2 separate regions of the Homo sapiens genome follow, and region 2 is linked to region 1. A link is a loop called in an ENCODE intact Hi-C map of the cell type or tissue named here. Cell type or tissue: OCI-LY7. All regions are shown on one strand. Links, peaks and the distances in the headings refer to the core of each region. The heading gives the core; the rest is flanking DNA.

Region 1 (8,671 bases), core at 456-8,455:
TATCTGGCCGGGATCATGGATTCTAGATCTGTGCAACCTTAGGCAAGTCACAGTATTTCTCTGGACCTGTGTCGTTTCTAAGAAAATGATGCTTCTTCTTAGAGCTGAAATGTCATTCTGCTCTAAGAAAATTACAACCAAGAATGTTCCTTTCTCATTTTCATTTTCCACATTGTATTTCTGCTTGCAAAACAATATTGTATTCTTGTATCAGAGAGTTTTAGGGCAAACAAAGATGATCAAGTGAATATCTGAATGTTTGGGAAAGGAGTGGACCAGAGTGAGGAGTCCCAAAATTATCACCCCAGTTGTTAAGTAGCTGAGAAGGACTCCACACATTATTAATATTTCTGGTTATCAGGCCTGTCTGAAGTTATTCCACATAATTTTTGTTTTCAGTTACAGCGATGTGTGACTAATTGTTCGTATGCGTTCTTAATGAGCATATATCAAATTTAAAAATAAAATATTACTTAAAAATACTACAAATAAAATCACACAACTTTGAAGCTGAGTTCTGTTAAGTAGCTGAATGTGTGAATTACATAAGAATATGAGATATAACCTAATGTACTAATGCATCTTCTAGTATCTATCCTACACTGCTCTGGTTAGCACCAGTGGCTCCAAATGACGAGAAAGTGTCATGACATCAAACAATAGGGCAGAATTCCACCAAAGAATACTGAACACTTTTATTAGGAAAATAGGAAAAGGAAGAAAAATAGGAAAGAGTGGCAGTTTCTTTGGACAAAATCTGAGTAAAAATTATTACCCTCAGGGTAGAAATTTTCTTAAATTGGGAAATCATACCTCGAGCTGACAGCTTGGGATATTTGTTCACAAACCTATTAACTTCTCTATAGCTTCCCATTAAACATCACAAGTAGTTTATTCCCATATCTTCTGGGCCAGTGGGCCAAATTTCGCCTTGAATTTCTCATTCCTATATTTTCTTTGGCTGTTTTACTGATCTTCACGAACTTTCTTTTTTTTTCCTTTCCTTTTTTTTTTTGAGATGGAGTCTCACTCTGTCGCCAGTGCTGGAGTGCAGTGGTGTGATCTCAGCTCACCGCAACCTCCATCTCCCAGGTTGAAGTGATTCTCCTGCCTCAGCCTCGCAAGTAGCTGGGATTACAGGTGCATGCCACGGTGCCCAGCTAATTTTTGTATTTTTAGTAGAGACACCTTGAAACTATAAGTGAAGAGGTCACCTCAAAATATACAAAGTCAAAAACAGGCTTCTGAGGAGGTAAACGTGTTTTAAATAAGGAAATCTCCATTATAACTTCTAAAATGTCATTCATTCAGAAGGTAAAGCAACATGAAAATAGACCTTGAACAAGACTCTTTTTCATGTCTATTTAAATAAGAATGCTATTGAATTTGTGGTGCTAATAAAATAGTTTAAAATTTATAGCATTATTTTCTGTATCCAAATAAGTGAAAATATTTTTTTAATATTATTTAGTATGGTTTATAGTGAGTTAGCTCTGAGGATGCTAACACTCTCTAATACTTTTCCCCCAAATGTTGATATATTTGTATTTATTCTATATAAAACATTCAAATAGTATTTTAAAATGATATCCACAGTGTCATCCAAAAACCTACAACATAATTTTTTAGTCTTTATTATAATTTCAATTATGTGGAAGTTAAACATATGTGACTATAACACTTTTTTTAGATTGTGGTTTACAAAAAAAAAAATCATTCCCTTGTTGAATAATTCAATAGGTTTATATTGGCAAAATCCATGTTCTGGTCACTTGGGTGCAGCCCCCATTAAGCCTGTAGTCCAATGGAAAAAGAGTTCAGTAAATTCTTAAAACTGAAAACTTAACATGCAGTATAATAGTTCTATGCTGGGGTCAACATAGTGTATTACAATTGCATATTGCAGAATCCTTTTATTTGAACTTACAGGTTCAGAGAGTTTCCAGGGAAAGTAACATGGAAGGTAATATCTGACAAATCAGTAAAAATCAGCCAAAGACATGGAACAGAATGCTTCATCTCAGTGAGCATTATATACAGATGTATAGGGGCAATAAAAGAGTTGGCATTCTTTAAAGAAGTAAGAGTTCAATGAAACTAGAAGTTAGAATTCCTGAAAAGATGAAATGGAGATTGGGAATAATAAGTCTGGAGTGGTAAGCTGGGGTTGCATCATGGAAGTTCCTTTCTATCAAGTTAAAGAATTTGACCTTTCTCCTAAGAGGATTGGAATTCTACAGAAATGTTTTAAATAAGAAAGCAGCCTGGTTAGGTTCACATTTCAGAAAAATCATTTCATTACGAATAAAGGATCATAGACAAATGAGAGCTGCAAAGACAGAGGCTGAGAAACTCATTTGGAGCCAGCTATAGTGGTTCCAGGTGAGAGATGCTATTGGCCTCAACTAGAATACCTCTTAGTGGGGATGGAGACAAGTAGCTGCAATCATCATATTTTTAGAAGATTAAATTGAGAGGGCTTCAGATTGGATGTAAAGGAGGGTTAGGATCAAGGGTTAAGGAAGCTAACTAGATTTGTGAGACCTGTAACAGTGGTGATTGATTCCTCAACCAAACTAGGAAACATAACGAAATTGGCAAGCGAAGGTAATGCGATCATTTGGTGGCATAGTAAGATTTTCTTTCTGTAAGACTTCAAGTGAGATGGCTAGCAGAAATTTGTACCTATGGATTATGAACAAAGTCCTTTTCAGGAACAAGATCTGAGCTAGAGATATAAACTTTGAGAATGTCAGCAAGCAGATGGTAATTAAACATATGGGAGTAGATAATATTACTTGGGGATGATTTATAAAGAAATGATTCTCAAACTTTGGGGTCAGATTAATTACCCAGGAAACCTAATAAAATTCAAAATCCTGGGTACCAACTCCAGAGTGTCTCATTGAGTATGTGTAGAATGTAGTTCCCAAACCTGTCTTGTTGAAAAGTAGGGCCCCACCCCCAATGGTTCTGATGGAGATGATATTCTGACCCCACTCTGAAGTATAATGAGAAGAGGATCTTGCTTAGTGTCCTGAGTAGTATCAGAACATAAGCGATGGACAAAGAAAGAGGAACCCAGAAAGAAGACTATAAATAAGCAACTGGAGGTACTGAAGGAAAACCGGGAGAAAAAAACATTACAAATTCTATAAGAAAATAGCGGGTACAAGAGTGGTGAACAGGGTCAAAGTGTTGAGAGATAAAGTAAAGATAAAGGCTAAAAACACCCACTGGATGTAACAAAAAGGAGGTCATCACAAAGTTGGCAGGAACAATTTTGGTAGAATTATGTGGGCTGCAGCCAGATTGCAGTGGGCTGAGGGTTGAATATGAGATGAGGATAAAGAGACAAGAAGCAGAGGCAAAATGTTATAAAAGAAGTTCGGACTAGAAGGGCAGGAAGTTGCTGCAGCAGAATGTGGACTGAAGGGTGAGATGTTTTTAGGAGGGAAACAACTTGAGTGAATGTGGTATCTCATACCTGACGTGCTGCATCCCTAATTTCATTTTAAAGTTTTTTTAAACAGATTCATTGAAGTGTAATCTATATATTATAAAATTCATCTTTTTAAAGTATACAGTTGATTTTTTTTTTTTTTTTTTTGAGACGGAGTCTCACTGTGTCACCCAGGCTGGAGTGCAGTGGTGCAATCTCAGCTCACTGCAATCTCCTCCTCCCGAGTTCAAGCAATTCTCCTGCCTCAGCCTCCCAAGTAGCTGGGATTACAGGCTACTTGTATTTTTAGTACAGACGGGGTTTCACCATATTGGCCAGGCTGGTCTCGAACTCCTGACCTTGTGATCCACCCACCTCGACCTCCCAAAGTGCTGGGATTACAGTGCTGTGCCCGGCAATTCAATGGTTTTTAATAAAATTACAGAGTGTACAAGCATCACCACAATCTAGTATTAAAACATTTTCATTGCTCCATATTCCATATACCCGTTTACTGTTAATCCACATTCTTACACTCTGCCCCAGGCACATACACATGCATTGTTGGTCTCTACAGATTTACCTATTCTAGACATTTCATAGAAGCCATACAACGTGTGTGTTCTTTTGTGTCTGGGTTCTTTTGTGTCAGAGTTCTTTTGCTTAGTATATTGCTGGAGAGGTTCCCTCCTGTTGTAACATATATCAGTGGTTTATTCCTTTTTTATTGCTGCATTGTATTCCATTTTATGGATAGAGCGCATTTTCTGTATCCATTCATCAGCTGATGGACATCTGGATAACGTCCCCTTTTTGACCATCATTCGTGAATGATAGTGCTATGAATATTCACATGAAAATCTTTATGTAAGCATAGGTTTTCATGGCTCCAGGGTAGTTATCTAGGAGTCTGATTGCTGGGTTGTATGTTAAGTTTGGGTTGAACTTTCTAAGAAATGGTCCAACGTCTTTCTAACGTGGCTGCAATATTTTACATTCACACTCTTTCATCCCTGCCCTAATAAGCACATATTCACTTACTTTTATACCTGCATTCATTGAAAAAAAAAAAAAAAGAACTGTCCCCTCTTGGATAGTGGGGAGCAAAGTAAGGTGCTGCTTTGGGTTCTGTGCATTATGGTTAGGCCAAAAATGATGGAAATATGAATTAGCATCAGCCTGCCCCCTAGTGGTGGTCCAGACTGCTGTGCAGTCAACCTAAATCCATGGGGCCAAACTTCTAAGCGATCTACTCTTTCCTTCACTCACTCTTGTCACTCTACCTCCGTCTTTTCTGGCAAAGACCAAACAGTGGGCAACGAGTTTAAGTATGCTCAAACAAATTTAGAAAGTGTATAGTGAGGTGCAGTGGTTCACCAGTATCAAACCGTCTACCAGTCATGTCTACCAGAGATATGGACACTTACTCTCATGTGTTTAAGGATCAGCTGCTGGGGGACTTGGGCAAAGTTACTGAACTTCATGTAACCTCAGTTGTTTCTTTATCTCTACAATGAGGATTATGATAACACCAGGCTTAGTTATACTGCAGTGATTCAATGAAATTTCATATGTAAAGCACCTAACATAGTTAAACCTAGAGTTGGCATTCAAGAAAAAGTAAGTATTCAAATTTTATGATAATAAAAGTGGTCACGAGTGTAGTCAAATGCTACAATGACATTCTATTCATATAATTATTTTTTATCTGTTCTCATTTACTTATATCCTATGTTTATGCTCTCTATTTAAAATTGAAATGTCTTTGAATTTAGAACTACAGTTGACTGTATTTATTTGACAGTCTACAGTGTACTGTAGACAATTTATTTGATATTGATAAGAATCACAAAAGTAACAACAATACTATCCTTCATTATTTTATAGTAACAATATATCAGGACATTTGCTAAAATCTCCCTGTATGTAAAATTTAATGCAGAAAACATTTTTATAAGGTAGGTAAAGATCTCAGTCTGTGTTGGAGAAAATATTTCAGCCACATCTTTCTCGCTGCACCCATTTTCACTACCTGTTGTGCTGCCACTGCCAATGGAAATGACAATATCAATTACAGCTGGTTGATAATTGAGAAGTATAGAGACTAGAAAAGTGTGTGTGATGTGGCTCAGATCTGGATTCTCATGATCTTTTGTTGCTCTTTTGTCAAAGAGAAAAAGTAAGACCAGAAATGACCTGAGTTTGATGATTACTGCGGTTTGCAATTCAGCAATTCAAGATAGTTGCACTCTCCTTCCCAATCCACCCTAACACCTGCTTCCTTTTCCCCATTAATAGCTAAAGTTTTCTCCCCGAAATAGTCAAAGGTTCATTGGAAATTTTATCCATGTAAAGTAAGTACATAGGCCTTCCTTTGTTTTTCTCTTAACAATGCTGCAGACTATGTTTGTTTGGAATCTGTTCTCTGATGGCAGTTGTTAAGTTATTCATTTTAATGGGTGTTTTATAACTTTAAAAGGAAAATTGTTTCCAGGGAAGAGAGCATGCCTCTAATACAGAAATCAGGTATTTAGGGGGAAGAACAATCTAATAAAACACTTTGGACAGCCCGTGATAGTGTTCAGACACACAGTTCTAGAAGAGAAATAAGAAAGCATTTCTTTGGCCAAATGTGATCTGAACCATCCGGGTTTTTGCCTCACATACTGTAAGAGACATTTATTCTCTTCACTATTCAATTATTTTGCCAGCGAGATGTGGGAATTAAAGTAGCAGCAATCATGATAACATGTGTGAAGCATCAAAATACTTTGCACTGAGCAGACAGAGATGCCAATTGTATTTTCAGCTTGGGTTTACATATGGAAAATATTGTTATTATTTCCTTCAATGTCATCAGTTTTTAATGGCTCCTATTCCATCCAATTTTTAAGCTGTAAATATAGTCTAGTATTTGAAAAGAAAATCTAAGTAGTTCTAATGCCAGAGGCTGGAACTAGTTTGCCAGCAAAATTCATCTTTAGTTTACATGTATTTGGATGCTTGATTATATGTCCCCAAATCCAGTCATAATTTAGCCCAGAATTTTAGACTAACAGAACGCAAGTGTAGATACATTTGTTTGTCTCATGCAGTTTAAAAAAAAAAATCTGTGAGCAAGCCTTTAAATATCAAGAGATTCCACAATCTTTATTTGGGCTTCTCTTCATGAATAAAAGATTTTAAAATGCTTTCTTATCCCTGAGTAGGACACCGGACAGATAATGCATACTTACACTCTACTATTTGATATTTGTCCAAGACCTCCTAAACACCTTTGATTTTTGCTTAATATTACTCGATATTTAATCTACTGAAATATTTTAGTCCGTCTTTTTTTTTTTCCCCTGTAGAAAATTGAGTCTAAATTTAAAGTGGCCTTTCTAATGCAATCTGAGCCAAAAGGTATAATTCACTTTAAAGTAATTTGGGGGCAAGCTTAGAAGTGTGTAGGCAGTAGGGCAAACATTTATTTAATTTCCTATGCTACTACAGAAACGATAATAACTAACAAACATTAAATACTTATTCTATGTCAGGTGCTGAGGTTTATATACATTATCTCGTGTAATTCTCACAACAGGCCATAAAGCAGGTGCTAAATGCTATTATTAGTTTAACAGCAATAACAAAAAAAACTCTAAACCTCAGAGCAGGTATGTGCATTGCCTAAGGTAAGGTAAGGGACTGAACTAGGACTGTCTTCTCTCTAAAACTCACTTCCTCACCACTCACTCTCTTACTCTGTCTTACCTTGACATTACATTCTAAAGTATTTTTTAAAATATATTTAGGTCCTGCACACACCTGTTATTCCCGCACTTTGGGAGGCCGAGGCAGGCGGATCACTTGAGGCCAGGATTTCGAGACCAGCCTGGCCAACATGGCGAAACCCCATCTCTATTAAAAATGCAAAAATTAGCCAGGCGTGGTGGTGCCTGCCTGTAATCTACTCAGGAGGCTGAGGCAGGAGAATCACTTGAACCCAGGAGGCAGAGGATACATGAGCTGCGATCCCACCACTGCTTTTCAGCCTGGGTGACAGAGGGAGACACTGTTTACAAATAAATAAATAAATGTTTATTTTAAATGTAAGTAATTAAAAACATAAAGCTACATAAAAATGCATATTTATATATATAAATATTCATCTTCATACTGAATAAAATGCTCAAGGAACTCTCTGCTCCTCATCACACCTTTTGGGTCACAGAGGGTCCTCTTTTTATGATGGCCCATCAAAGAGGTCAGTGTTAGGTAGCATTCTTTCCCAATATTTTCCTTTTTTTTTTTTTTTTTTGCTATTGTAAATGAATTATGTATGCACCCTGAAGTAATTAGCAAAGACGTTGTTGTTCAGCTGAATTTTAAACTAATTAATCTGACCTAATTCTTGTCAAAAATAATTAGGATAAAATATGTCCTCCCTAAGCAACTCTTTGAAGCTGAGACGCTAAAGCACAGTACCTCCTGTGTATGCACTGCTCTAAAATTGAGAGGGCCATTTATTTAACAGTTTTAGAGGAAATGCTAAAATGCTACCTTGTGAATTGCCACCTGGGCATCATCTCCTCCTCCTCCGTTTCTATATTCAAATAAAGAAAAGAAGCTGAACTAACAATGGGACTATAACATGAGTGGTCTCAATGAGCCCTTCACATCACGTGGTTTACAATTAAAACATCAAAACTGGTTAATTTCTTCTCTTCCAAAAGGCTTCCTGCTGAATATGTGTGCCCCATTTCTCAGCCCATTCACTTTTTTTTTTTTTTTTTTTGAGACAGAGTCTTGCTCTTGTCCCCTAGGCTGGAGTGCAGTGGTGTGATCTCAGCTCACTGCAACCTTCACCTCCCCGGTTCAAACAATTCTCCTGTCTCAGCCTCCTGAGTAGCTGGGACTACAGGTGCCTGCCACCATGCCTGGCTAATTTTTTTTTTTTTTTTTTTTTTGTATTTTTAGTAAAGACGGGGTTTCACCACGTCGGTCAGGCTGGTCTCGAAATCCTGACCTCAGGTGATCTGCCTGCTTTGGCCTACCAAAGTGCTGGGATTACAGGCATGAGCCACCGCACCTGGCCCACTTTTCTTAATACAAAATTGATTAAGCTATTTTCTGTCTCCCCATCCCCTACCTGCCCCAAATAAGCTTTTAAAATATCCTTAGTGATATAATGAATTGGGAAAATGTCTCATGTAATAACCAAGTCCTAAGCTATATGTTTCTAGAAAA
Region 2 (8,671 bases), core at 518-8,517, 81 kb before region 1:
GAGGTTGAAAAGGAGCAAGCCTCCCTGTTATGCCACATGGGTATCTTTCATCCATAGGCAATTTGGCTCCGGGGCTGCAGAACACTTCTGGCCCATCTGGAAAGCTACTGAGAGCAAGAGAACTGAAAGGCACATCTTTAATTTTCATTTCCTAGACTTCGCATAACTCAGCCTTGGGCCAAAACACATCATAGTCAACTCAGAGATTTTGGCCCTACCTTTGGTGTCTTCTGAAATTCAGTGTCAGAAGAGATTGAACAGGACTGTTCTACCTTTATCTAGGAAAACTACCTGGAAGGAAATATCAGCCGAGAATTTATTTTTTATTTTAAGAAAAAAATTCTCTCTCTCTCTCTCTCTCTCTCTCTCTCCTCACTCTCTCTGCCTATAGATACAAATGTTAAAGATGGGTTTTATCTGATGAGGGGAGATAGTAGTTGGGCATTCAGATTCCTCAAAAGCAGGAAGGAGGTAATTTATTGACAGAAGAAGCACCTATGTCTACAAAACAAAAAATGATCTATGGTCCTCTGTGTATAAAGGAGAATGGGAAGAAACACCAGAGACAAGTATTAAGTTCCCAAGGGGCTAAAGAGATACAAGACTTTAAAAAGGTAAATGAAGACAACATAGGTGATGAGGAAATTAAGGAGATTGACATGAAATGAGATTATAGTTCTAGGAGAAATCCCATAACTGATAGGAAAAAAAAGAATTTCTGAAACCGAAATCTGGCTAACATTTAGAAGGGAAAAACCAAATGCCAAAGAGACAAAGAAAAATCTAATAATCGTCATTGTGTGCAAAGGATTTAATAATGATAAAGAAACTAGATGCCAGATTGCAAAATGGCACATACTCTAGGAGGTTACCACACTGTGGAGCTCCAATAATAGTGTCCTGCTCTATATCCAGAGACAAAATTACTGACCTACCATCTGTTTTAGCAGCCACAAGGATTCATTTGGACATTCCAGTTTACACCCCTACCACACATTTTCAAGACAAGAGCCTGTGGCTCTCATTTGTTCCTCTAGCCGACATCAATTTTTTACATGAGAATGGAACTCAGTCTCGGGTCATTTGCACTGGCTGGGCTAACCAGTAAGAGATACTGCATCATGTAATAAAGATAATGACATTTTAGAAGGGGCATGGCAAGTGATTATGCGTGATGGGTCTTGAACCATAAGGGCATTGTCTTTGAGAAGTAGATAAATGTCTAGAAAGGAAACTAAAAGCACTAACTTTGGCATTTTATTCATTGCATGGGTTTAGACCAATGGTTCTCAACTGATGGGGTACTTTTGCTCCACAGAGAACATTTAACAATGTATACAGGCCTTTTCATTGTCACAGCTTGAGGGGGAAGGGGCGGTCACTACTGTCATGTGATAGTAGAGGCCAGGGATGCAGCTAAACGTCCTACAGCGCACATCATGGCTCCTCAACAACATAGACTCATCTGCCCCAAAATATCAACAGCGCCAAGGAGAAGAATCCTGCTTTAGACAAATACTTCCATTTATTTGTCTTTTTTGTCCTCTCCTTACAAGAGAATAATATCTTACGTGGTTGATGTAAAGAATCAATAAGATGAATCAATACATACAAGTGCCTGAAAAATGGTAGGTAGTCACTGCATTTTGAATATTATATATATATATATATATATTTTTTTTTTTTTTGAGATAGGGTCTCACTCTGTTGTGTAGGCCAGAGTGCAATGGCATGATTATGGCTCACTGCAGCCTTGACCTCCCAGGTTCAAGCGATTCTCCTGCCTCAGTCCCCTGGGACTGGGACTACAGGCATGAGCCATCACACCCAGCTAATTCTTTTGAATTTTAGTAGAGATGAGGTCTCACTAGGTTGCCCAGGCTGGTCTCAAACTCCTGGAGTCAAGTGATCTGCCCACCTTGGCCTCCCGAATTGCCAGGATTACAGGCATGAGCAACCATACCAGGCCTGAATATGAATAAATGAATATTTAAAACTATGCTTGTCAAATTTTAATGTGATTCTAAGTCTATGAAGCAGTTTGGAATAGGATTTTGAGTGTAAGGAGCTTCACATTTTAAATTACATCAAACTGCATCAGGTAGAAGAAAGGAGTAAATTTTTGCATTTTATGTAATTATAAGTAAATAAGTATTTCCTACTCTGTAGCAGCATGGACTAAAACTTTTTACAAGAAGTGTTCATCTTTTTCTCACCACCTCCAAAAGTATTCCTCAAAAAATGTGTATGGACAATTTAATGTAAATCAACTTAAGTCATTGACAAACATCACCTTGTCTTTAACATGCTAATATGTGCTGCAGATGTTGGACAGAGGATATGGTATTTTCTAAAAGGTATTTGATTATGGCAGCCCTCTTTTTCAATATGTCTTTTAACATCTCACATTAAACTAAATTATTTGAACATAGTTTGGGAAATGCTGAGGAGAAGAAAGGAAGAAAGGGAGGGAAGAAAGGCAGACGGAAAAAATATATTCATATCATCCCCAGGCAGGTGTGCAGGAAAGCAGCCTGTGGCATGACAAGAGTGACACTGTCTTGAAAAGAAACCATGATGATGACAGACATTTGAATCCTGCATATCAAGCTATTCTGCAGCAGGGTCTTAAAACAGTGCCTACAGCATAAATCACCCCTCAGAAAGATGCTTATCTAACTTCCTCAGTAACAAGAAAGCATGAGATGTGACCAGCTTTGTATGTTTTATGCTAAAAACTTCTACAGAAATGAAAATTTTCTGGAAGGCTGGAGCTGAGATCTACCATCTCCAGTCCACCCAAGACATTCCTTTCATTTGTAAGCCCCTCTTGAATATTTTCTTTCTGAGAAACTATTTGTCAGCTTCTTTCTTTGGTCTCTCAGCTCCCTCTCAGCCTTCGGGGGTAGGTTTTTATATACCTGCTCACCATGAAACAAGGTGAAATGACCAGGTGCAAATGAAATGCTATACCTATAATCATTAAGGCATAAACACATGTCATCAAGAATGGGGAAAGCCACTATCTGGAACAGGAAACAATGAAGAAAGAGAGAGAGAGCCAGAGATTTGATCAGGAAGACCCGAGGGAGACAAATACACTTAAGTTGCCCTCACCTTGACTGTGTTGAGCTAATCAAATGAAATACAGTGCTAAGAATTGGATTTGGAAACACAACGAAAATTACTCATCACAGCTATGAAACTCTTTTTCTAACCTTCATGTACACATTCAGCCAAGCTGCTCTTTCTCATCATATTCTGGAGTCTTTTTCAAAGCCGTGAGTCAGAGAATCTGGAGAAATTGTAGTAAAGGTGAAACTTGTCTACTCTGTTTAGTAGTTCTCAAACTTGGCTGCACATTTGCTATAGAATGGAAGTTTATGTCCTCCTCAAATTCATATGTTGATGTCTAATCCCCACTATGATGGTATTTGAATGTGAGTCCTTTGGGAGGAGATTGGGTCATGAGTAAAGCCCTCATGAGTGGGATTAGTGCCCTCATAAAAAGAGATATGAGAGAGCTCACTTCCTCTTTCTCTCCTCTCAGACAGGTGAAGACAGAACAAGAAAACAAACCAAGAATTTCCCCTCACCAGCCACCAGCTCTGCCAGCAACTTGATCTTAGACTTCCCAGCCTCCGTAACGGTGAGAAATAAATGTTAAAGCCACCCAGTTTGTGATATATTTGTTTTAGCAGCCCAAACTAAGACATCATTGAAATCACCTGGGGATCTTTTAAAAAACTACTGAAGCTATTTTCTCTACCCCACCACCACCATCAGAAATTCTAATTTAGTGATTCTGAGGGCAGACTGGACATTAGGACTGTTATATAACCGCAAATGATTCTATGGGGAAGCAACCTAGTAAATGTCTAATCTAGAATGCATGAAAGTTAGAAAGCAAAAGGAAAAGATCTCTCTCTCTCTCTCTCTCTGTTTCTCTCTGCTTTCTTGCCTTTGCTTTTTGAATTTTTTCTTTGTGAGTCATGTTAAAAAACTATGAGGACATCAAATAAAATAATGGCTAACATTAACTAAATACCTACTGCTTTTCATCACTTAAACTGTGCTTTATCTTTACTGATCAATTTAATTCCTCTAACAACTCTTGAGGCAGGTATTGTGAGGCTCCATGTGAGGACACATTACCTGGACAAAAAGGTTAACTAACTTAGCCAGTTTACTCAGTAAGAGACACACCAGTCTTCTCGATCCTGCTCACACAAAAACTAAAGTTGGACACAACTGAACCTGAACTTGGCAGAAAAGTCTAGTGGTTCCTAATGCTAGATGAACACTAGAATCTCATGGTAAGCTTCCAGAAAGCCCCCCTGCTATATTTTAGTGGTGTATACTTGATACTAAACACTTGTCAAAACCCACGTAAGTTTACAGCTCAAATGCTGAACTTTAATATATGTAAATTTAAAAAATCAATTCAGGAGGTCAGAGGGTTCCAAGATGGAATGTAGACGGTGACTAAGGAATCTAACTGTATTACAAAAGTATGCATAACCGCACTGAAGGAGGCAGAGAAACAAGGTGCTGATCTAAGTTTTTTTGGAATTGAGTAGGCTGAGACTGAAGGCAATAGGAAGTGTGCATAAGCACTGCACTTTAATTGGTAAAGTTACTTCCTACAAAAGCACAATCTAACAATTCTGAAACCACTCTACATGTATATAGGGTTGAACAAGTATTTAAATAGATGCTGAACAGTGCCAGATTTCTCACTGTTGAAGTGGGAGGTTATAGATGGGCAAGGGGAAAAAAGTACAATGGTCCACGTAGTAATGGATTCAAGTAGGAGACATCAGTATGAATTCAGGTTACTTTTAATGTAGATATGTATGTGTTCACAGGTTAATAGTGCCAACGTATATTTTCTTTTTTAAAACTTTTTTATTTTTAATTTTTTTAATTTTACTTTAAGTTCTGGGATACATGTGCAGAATGTGCAGGTTTGTTACATAGGTATACATGTGTCATGGTGGTTTGCTGCACCCATTAACCCATCATCTAGGTTTTAAGCCCCGCATGCATTAGGTATTTGTCCTAATGCTCTCCTTCCCCTTGCCCCCCACCCCCTGATAGGCCCCAGTGTGTGTTGTGCCCCTCCCTGTGTCCATGTGTTCTCATTGTTCAACTCCCACTTATGAGTGAGAATATGCAGCATTTGTCTGTCTGTTCCTGTGTTAGTTTGCTGAAAATGACAGCTTCCAGCTTCATCCATGTCCCTGCAAAGGACATGTACTCATTCTTTATTATGGCTGCATAGTATTCCATGGTGTGTATGTGCCACTTTTTTTTTTATCTAGTCTGTCATTGATGGGCATTTGGGTTGGTTCCAAATCTTTTCTATCGTAAATAGTGCTGCAATAAACATACAACATATATTTTCTAGTTCTGTCTACTGACAAGTCTTAGAAGCACCAATAACACCCCAGAAGCAGTGAGCACACTAAGTGCCCAGATACTGGTTTCCAGTTCCATTCTCCAATAAAAGGAACCTGGGCTTCTTGGAGAAATGGCTGCTTCTAAGGCTGGGGCAGGGAATACGCAAGATGTGCCTGGCTGGTGTTTAAAAGACAAAATGATGGAAGCATATAAAGGGGACACAGAAGCCAACTAAAACAGCTCTCAATGGTCAAAGCTGAAACAATTTGAGCAGCAAAATAAATAGCTTAATATTGGAGTATAATCCAAGGTATAAGTAAATATTTTGAGCCCACGTGGATATAAACCGATGATTGAATATGTACATAAATAAGTGGGGAGAATAGACAAGTCTCCCAATTACAGTAATTCCGAATAATTTACGTAAATATTTCCCCCTCAAGGAGTTGGAATATCACTCCCCTTCCCTTAATTGTGAGTTGCATATAATAACTTTCTTCTAGAGAGTGCAGTATAAAAAAGAAGAAAGGGTACCTTACAGTGAAGAAATCTGACAAACACCACCTCAGCTAAGTAGGTGATCAAGGTCAACATCAACAATAATGTCATGTAAATGTCATTTATTCCTGATGTGAGGTGATAAGAATGGCACTTTTTCTCTGCAGTCTTCCTCCTAAAAACCTGTAACCTCAATCTAATCATGAGAAAAGACATCAGGCAAATCCCAACTGAGGGAGATTTTACATAGTACCTGAGCAGTACTCCTCAAAACTGTCAAGGTCATCAAAAACAAAGAAGTATGAAAAACTGTCACAGCCAAGAGGAACTTAAGGAAACATAATAATTAAAGGTAATGTGGTATGTGGGATGAGATCCTAGAACAGAAAAAGGACATTAGATAAAAACTAAAAACATCTGAATCAAGCATGGGCTTTAGCTAATAATAATATATGACTTTTGAATCATTAACTGTAAAAGAAAGTATTAATATGAGATGGTAATAATAGGGGAAATTGGGTATGGGGTATATAAGAATTCTCCGGACTTTGAAACTTTTTGTGAAGGTACATTATTCTAAAATTAGAACTTATGTGAAAAACAAGCAAAGAAAATAAAACAGAATATCTATCTACTGGAACACCTTCAGAGACTCAGATTTAATTTGTCTGGGGTGAGCAGAGCTTGAGTGCTTGGTAGCTTTTAAAAGAGCCCCAGGCATTTTTAATAAATATCTAATAAGAAATGATATCCATCCAGTTTGCTAATCCCATGGCACAACTTCAGGCCCTAAGATATCCCTTTTCAGCCCAGAGATCTGTACTCTTCCCTATAGCTTATTGCAACCAATAATCAGCAAAACTATTTTCATTTTGTATGAAAGTTCCGGAGAAGCTGAGCATAAGAGCATTGAGAAAACTCTTGGAAAACATTACTAAATTTAATAGAATGCCTTGATGTGAATTAAAAACAAGAAAAAATCTTGCCAGGTGCGGTGACTCACGCCTGTAATCCCAGCACTTTGGGAGGCCGAGGCGGGCGGATCATGAGGTAGGAGATCGAGATCATCCTGGCTAACATGGTGAAACCCCGTCTCTACTAAAAACACAAAAAATTAGCCGGGCATGGTCGCGGGCGCCTGTAGTCCCAGCTACTCGGGAGGCTGAGGCAGGAGAATGGGGTGAACCCGGGAGGCGGAGCTGCAGTGAGCCGAGATCGCGTCACTGCACTCCAGCCTGGGCGACAGAACTAGACTCGGTCTAAAAAAAAAAAAAAAAAAAAAAAAAATTCATGTAGTCCCCTTATCAACTGACCCTCAAAGGGCCTCCCTTGACCCTGATGGTTTTTTTTTTTCCCCGTGCCTGGTGCCTTTCACACTAATATAAGGAGACCAGGTTTGGCAAAACAGTGCAGAAATTCCATTCATTGATCAAGTAATGGAGAACGGGAGCTCATGCTCAAAGCACCTTCTCCCTGGAAGTAGAGTAAAGGGAAATTTTTAAGGACTTTTGGGCAGGTAGGTGGAGACAGGGGTGGGGATTCCTTGAAAAAAGTTTGTTCTTCCAGGAGGGGTTAAGTATGCGCAGTCTTGCATTTTCTTTTGCATTGGCACTTTTTGCACCCAGCAAGGTACATTTCTCCCCACTGGATGGAAATGTTGGTATGAGAAAGAGGCAAGAAATCAGGTCAGGTCTCGCACTGAGGCAGAAGTTCAGGTGAAGGCAGCATTTCTGGGCTTAGCTTGTCCTGCAGGTGGTTCCTGGTTATTGGCATCTGACTGTTGTTTCTGTAAGCAAGCATAGCTACAAGCATAAGTTAGTTTCAGGGGTTTTGTGCCTTCCTGAGAGAATCTGAGTTATGCTGTGGTAACAGGTGACGGTTCCTTAAATTTGAAAACCGAACAAACAAGAAGACTTAGAAGTTATTAGCTGAAACTATGATTCAGAAGGATAATTCAATCCCCAAAATTATGGTGCTTCAAAGGTGGCAACTGAAATAAAAGTGACTACCTGTATTTTTATACAAGTTACTTGTGGCCAGCTGTTTTTTCTATGCAGATATGGGGTTCTCATTTCACAGCAGATCCATATTACAGGCAGAAACAAAAATGACAGAATCATAAACCTTTGAGATTATCCAGTCTAGTGGTTTCCCTCTGTGCTACATATTTCTTGGGAGGCTTCCTTGATGTTTAGGGGAAGATAGAGTGGAATGAGTTCCGTGAATCCGCTCTGCTTCAATCACAGATCCAATTTAACCAATTGTTTGTGTGTGTGTGCATGTGTGTGTGTATGTGTGTGTGTGTGCATGTATTAGAATGTTCTCATGCTGCTAATAAAGACATACCAGAGACTGGGTAATTTGTAAAGAAAAAATGGTTTAAATTGACTCAATCTACGTGGCTTGGGAAGCCTCACAAGCGTCACAGAAGGCAAAGGAAGAATAAAGTCACGTTTTACATGGCGGCAGACAAGAGGGCTTGTGTAGGGAAACTCTGATTTATAAAGCCATCAGATCTCATGAGACTTACTCACTACCAAGAGAACAGTATAGGGGAAACCACCCTCATGATTCAGTTATCTCCACCTGGCCCCATCCTTTACACTTGGGGATTATTACAACTCAAGGTGAGATTTGGGTGGGGACACTGTCAAACCATATCAATGCATGAGTGTATGTGTGTTTCAATGTAAGATTACATGTAAACAAAGATTTCTAATGCTAAGAAAAGCATTTAATCCACCAAACTAGTTCAGTTTCCTCAATTTAC

The links. Peaks named below come from ENCODE experiments on the same cell type or tissue, not always from the same donor. Only the 100,000 strongest peaks of a DNase experiment are listed, where the experiment ranks them.
Region 2: a loop joins it to region 1, with 2.6 times the contacts of the local background. A loop is called at or near these places in 2 of 110 quality-filtered maps.

What each region holds. Positions count from the first base shown.
Region 1 is chr3:6,794,863-6,803,533 of GRCh38, forward strand. All of the region lies in intron 1 of GRM7-AS3 (GRM7 antisense RNA 3), which reads right to left. Among named protein-coding and RNA genes, the nearest start is that of GRM7-AS3, 6.3 kb to the right of the region's middle. In OCI-LY7, for the core only: CTCF peaks have their summits at 4,626 (motif pointing left) and 4,825; a DNase peak (open chromatin) is centred at 4,639.
Region 2 is chr3:6,714,019-6,722,689 of GRCh38, forward strand. The region is part of intron 2 of GRM7-AS3 (GRM7 antisense RNA 3); the gene reads right to left. LOC105376944 (a long non-coding RNA gene) reads left to right here. Exons shown (of 8, transcript NR_188695.1): 4 at 3,551-3,649; 5 at 6,069-6,253. Among named protein-coding and RNA genes, the nearest start is that of GRM7-AS3, 87 kb to the right of the region's middle. In OCI-LY7, for the core only: no CTCF peak of the experiment used is centred there; DNase peaks (open chromatin) are centred at 2,623, 3,553, 4,643 and 7,663; H3K4me3 peaks cover 2,472 bases; H3K27ac peaks cover 2,746 bases.